2 separate regions of the Homo sapiens genome follow, and region 1 is linked to region 2. The links are chromatin contacts, found by Hi-C in ENCODE. All regions are on one chromosome and are shown on one strand. The core of a region is the stretch at or near the end of the contact, and the rest is flanking DNA. Distances in the headings are between cores, read along the strand shown.

Evidence for each region. Hi-C counts contacts between places; a loop is a spot of excess contacts on that map. Pooled maps may share reads with other maps.
Region 1: a map with no recorded cell type shows a loop between it and region 2 (2.9-fold over the local background). The contact joins two enhancer-like sites. A Hi-C loop is called at or near these places in 2 of 37 single-sample maps with no recorded cell type and 4 of 50 pooled maps.

Annotation. Positions count from the first base shown.
Region 1 is chr4:38,317,566-38,320,265 of GRCh38, forward strand. No RefSeq gene overlaps it. Among named protein-coding and RNA genes, the nearest start is that of LINC02513, 48 kb to the right of the region's middle. RefSeq lists enhancers at 364-864, 865-1,365. Within about 2 kb of position 1,431, at least 38 of the 41 ENCODE cell types and tissues checked have a DNase peak (open chromatin) inside an H3K27ac peak, as active enhancers do.
Region 2 is chr4:37,391,800-37,394,499 of GRCh38, forward strand. The region is part of intron 3 of NWD2 (NACHT and WD repeat domain containing 2); the gene reads left to right. Among named protein-coding and RNA genes, the nearest start is that of PGCKA1, 61 kb to the right of the region's middle. RefSeq lists a silencer at 1,232-1,281. Within about 2 kb of position 1,257, at least 3 of the 41 ENCODE cell types and tissues checked have a DNase peak (open chromatin) inside an H3K27ac peak, as active enhancers do.

The DNA.
Region 1 (2,700 bases), core at 181-2,680, 930 kb after region 2:
TGTCAGCACAAGACACAGGTCATAAGGACCTTGCTGATAAAACAGGTTGCAGTAAATAAAGAAGCCAGCTAAAACCCACCAAAATCAAGATGGCAATGAGTGTAGGATCCTCACTGCTACAGTCCCACCAGCACCATGACAGTTTACAAATGCCATGGCAACATCAGGAAGTTACCCTATGTGCTCTAGAAAGGGGAGGCATAAATAATCCATCCCTTGTTTAGCATATCATCAAGAAATAACCATAAAAATGGGCAACCAGCAGCCCTTGGGGCTGCTCTGTCTACGGAGTAGCTATTCTTTTATTCCTTTCCTGTCTTGTCTTTTTTTTTTTGAGACAGAGTCTGGCTCTGTTACCCAGGCTGGAGTGCAGTGGCATGATCTCAGCTCACTGCAGCCTCCACCTCCTGGGCTCAAGCAATTCTCCTGCCTCAGCCACCTAGTAGCTGGGATTACAGGCGTGCACCACCACACCCGAATATTTTGTATTTTTCTTTTTCTTTTTTTTTTTTTTTAGTAGAGATGGGTTTCACCATGTTGGCCAGGCTGGTCTCGAACTATTGACCTCAGATGATCCGCCCACCTCGGCCTCCCAAAGTGTATTCCTTTACTTTCTTAATAAACTTGCTTTCATTTTAGTCTACAGTCTCACTCTGAATTCTTTCTTGTGTGAGATCCAAGAACGTTCTCTTGGGGTCTAGATGGGGACCCCTTTCCTGTAACAAGTGTACAGTTGGAGGCCATTGAAAAACAACCAAGCCTAAGATGGGACATGATACCATCTTAAGAATATTTGTATTTGTCTCTCTGACACTGTCTGCAGACTAGGGTCACTCAAAGGATGGATGTGGATCTCTTGATTTTCCAACTCTCACTTTCACCAAGCATTTTGACAAGGGTTGGAGGGGTCCTTTAATAAGAGGTATAGGCGAAGGAGGTAGGAACTAGTCTCTTCATCTGGACCAGAGAAGGAACTCTGGTTCTGCAAACAAATGAAAAGCTTAGGAAGGCCTTGTCCTGACAAAATTCACAGGCTTCTAATCCTCTCCCTTCCCCACCTTAAAAACACACAAAATTAAGGAAAAGACAAGAAAGGCGGTAAGATTCTTGAAAGAGCTTTCAAAAATGAGAAAAGAAAAACAAGAGAATAAACAGCACAATGTGTCCTGATATGTTAATATGTTTCCCTTTCGTTTTGCGTTTTTTTTCCCCTTTCCTTCAAAAAAAAAAAAAAAATCTAGGATTTTGTCTCCTCTAAGGAGAAATTAGGAAGGAAAATCTGACATAATCTCCAGAGCTGTAAAACTTCTTTGTATGCCGTCACTTGAGTGCTTTTTCTTACATTCCCTTAAGTAGCCAACCTACCATGTGGCGAGTTTGTGAAGCCAGGAAGGGAGGCAGTAACCCGAGAGGCGCTGCAGGGCGGCTCCCCACGGCGAGGGAGGGCAGGCGGAGCCCCAGCTCCTCCCAGCCGGCTGAGCGCTCGGCCCCTCCTATGGCCGCAGGGGAAAAGGAGGAGAGACCTACATTTAAAAAGGCAGGAACCTACCAACTGCAGAGTGAGAATTCCCATTCGTGAGGTCAAATCGAGGTCAAGAATTTCCTAACCATCTCTGAAAACCCCCTATTTAGGGGGTCAAGTCGGGCTGGCAACGCCCCAAATCATTAACTAAATCTAACTTGATCTTCAAAAACACAGCCTAGGACTGTTTTTCTTTCTTTCTTCTGCCTGAATGTTTCTCAGTGGCATTTCTGTTACTTCCTGTTTGTGACCGGGCTTTCCTTGCCCTACTTCCTTTTTTAGGGGTTTAGGTTGCCTCGACGGCCATTTCCACTTAGATAGATGGAAAAGGGGTGTGTGTGCGTTGGATTGGAAGGGAAACAGCTCACATTTATTTTTATGTTGTAAAAGTCTTTTCTCATGCATTCACATTCTTTCATTTACGTTCTACAGCAACACTATGAGACCAACAATATGATTATGCCCAAATTACAGTTAAAGAAACTCAGGCTCAAAAAGATTAAATAAGATGTCCAAGTTCACGCATCACATAAAGGCGCAAAACCTGGATCTGCGTTCCAAGGGTCTGAAATCCAAAGGGGCTTGGGGATTTCACGAGGTCTGAATCTAAAACTGAAGTTCTTTTCATTTATTGAACCCTTAAGGGAGACCTAACTTTAACTTATTTGGCAAAACTTTATTCAGGGAAGACTTTTATTCAATCTTTATTACAGAGTTTATTCTTCAAATGTAAAGAAAAGACTTAGCTTAGTGCCTTCCCCAGAGCAGTGGGAGAATTATGAAAGATGTACTATTGCTTTTTTTTTTTTTTTTTGGCAACCTCTCTGCTCTGCTGGCTTTCACCCTGGCCATCCCAGGACCGAGCTGGGGCGTTCAAGCTTGCCTCGGAGCCAGGCCTGCACTTCCAGCGTCAGGCAGTAGGGGGAGCAAGTGTGCAAGAGGAGGAAAGCGGCTCCAATTGGGCAGGAAACGTTTGAGACCATGTGTCCTTACCCGGCTCCGGTTGAAAATTTAATTTTTTTGGCTGCCTGAATGCTTAGGACCCATGGCTCCAGGCTTCTCTGCAAAAATTTATGCTTACTGATTTGTAGGGTGGGAAAAACCAGCCTCAGGGAGTTGTAGAAAAAGATTACATGTGTCCCCTGGATCAGAGGAAGTAAAAACCTCCACACGGTTGC
Region 2 (2,700 bases), core at 7-2,506:
GCCCCGCTGTCTTCCCCCAGCTATAAAAGGCTGTTACCAAATTTAAGAGATAATGAAGAATCACTATATTCTGCACATGTCTTCATCAGCTTAAGTATGTTCGTTTAATAAATTAAAACACGGGCTGGGCACGGTGGCTCATGCCTGTCATCCCAGCACTTTGGGAGGCGGAGGGTCGATTACTTGAGATCAGGAGTTTGAGACCAGCCTGGCCAACATGGTGAAACCCTGTCTCTACTAAAAATACAAAAAAATTAGCTGGGCGTGGTGGAGCACCTGTAATCCCAGCTACTTGGGAGGCTGAGGTGGGAGAATTGCTGGAACCTGGGAGGCAGAGGTTGCAGTAAGCCGAGATCGCACCACTGCACTCCAGCCTGGGCAACAGAATGAGACCCTATCTCAAAAAAACATAATTAATTAAAACATGAATAAAGGTAAAAGCAAACTCTTAAATCCGTACACCTGAGAGTGTAGTACAGAGGCTTGAGCCTGATACGCTCCCATCAAAACTGAAGACTAGAACGTGGATGATAAAACATGATCATTGAATAGCTTAAAGCAGACCATTTAGATCCGGGTTTCCCAGCCTCAGCTATACTGACACCTTAGGCCAGATAATTCTCTGCGGCGGGGGCTGCTGTGCACATTGTAGGATATTTAGCAGCATCTCATGGTGTCTACCCACTAGATGCCAATACTAACCCCTCTGCCCCCACCCCAGATTGTGACAGCCCAAAATGTCTCCTGGGGAGCAAAATTCTCCTCCAACCTCTATTGAGAATCACTGGTGTAGATGATGTAAGAATGTTTTGGAGTACAGTTAGCGAAACTAGGATCAAATGAGTGCGAGTGGGCAGGGAGTCACCAGCAGTGGACCTCACTGAACTGTGTTACTCATTTTGCTAGCTTGAGCTTGGCCCTTGCTAATTGCTCCTACAGAGCTCTGCACACTGCAGGGCACTCAATAAATGCCTCTGAGTGAAGACTGACTCAGCAGTTGGCAATTTATTCACCTTAACGTTGTCTCCACCAGTCCCAGTTTTCTGACCCTTCTAGAGTCATCTTAAAACTAGAGGAGCTGATCTCTCTTTTGGAGAATTTCCAAGGACCATGGCAGTCTCTCATTCACCCTAGGATGTCTGTGAATGTTGTGGACGCTTCAGAAATTCTCTTGACCCAAATCTCGGTCTGACATAAAATCATTTCCAGCCACACTCAAGTGAACAGCGCCTGGGAGCAGGCAGTCATTTGGTTCCCTTCTCTGAATGCATTGGCTCTGATCCACGGCGCCTCAGGAAGTGAAAGGGAGCAGGCAGTGAGGCCAAGCCATGAATGTTGGGCCCTTTTCTTAGAAAACAAAGGGTTCACTTTAGGCTAGGAGGAAACATCCGGGGGTTGGGGGGAGACTCTGACCTTGATCAGAATCAAATAAAAGATGGGATTCAGAGAAAACTGTCTTTCATGCTATGAATAATCATCATTTTGTTGGGCCTTTTATATATTTTCTCTGTCAGAAATTTTACAACAGAAATGATTGACCCTTAAGTTTTTGGAAGGGGTTCTCAAGAAATTTTAGTAGTTTTAATTTTCTTAATCAAGACCTTTTGTTATTTCCTAGGCTATGTGTTGTCATGAGAAGAAATGTCAAAACATGTGATAAAGAGTGGAGAAAATCCATAATTACTCAATATAAGTACAACTGGAAAGTTTCCAAAGAAGATGGTCCAGACATACTAGGAAATGCAAAATGGATGCAACTACTACCACAGACTCCTTAACGGGCCATTGCGTCTCTTAGTAGGGACCACTATTTTAATCTTTCTTTCCAAATACATTGAAAAGCTGAATTCTCTGCAGCAGCGAGCACTCTGTTGGCTTGAATTTGGGGTTACTGGCTTCCTAACTTCCCTTCTGCTATATATATTCTTCACAGCTCCTGATGTAACACGGACTTCTGCAGATTTCCTGTTAACTTAACATCCCTCTCTCCTCTCAGAACTTTCTGCTTCTTAAGGCTCAGCTCCATTGGGCCACTTGAATTGGTCTGATTCCTTTACTCCCTAGGCTGGGAGTACAAGGCTATCTTTGGAAGGGTAATTCTTGACTTTGGCATAGAGTTGTGAAAAGAACGGTTCCCCAATGGCAAAGATGGACCTGCAAACATGAGTGTTGTTTCTTTCAGACAGCCTCTAAGAAAGATGGAAAATTAATTGGGGAAGAGAAACCTGCAGTGGGAATGTGGAAATCTTTGTGGCTCTCATCTGCCTAATATTTTCCATCCCTTAAGATAACCACACTGAGCACTTAAGTAAATGTATAATCTCACCTCATTGTTATCTATCTAGCATCTGTTTAGATAACCACACTGAGCACTTAAGTAAATGTATAATCTCACCTCATTGTTATCTGTCTAGCATCTGTTTTCATCGTAAGATTCTTCTTTGCCATATTTTCTTTATATATTCATCTTTGTTGTTTTCACGTGATTAGTCTAGAAGTCTCCATAGAGTGAGACCAAGGTTTTGCAAGGGAGATAATGAAATTAGTTCATGCCAGGATGGCTCAGAGCAGATGCTAGACATAAATAACAGTTATTGATTAATACAAACTGAAAAATCAATTATATTGCTTTGTATAGTATCTAGCACAGTAAATGACAGTGATCCCCAGAAATAGGCATTTAAGTACTTACTGATAAGA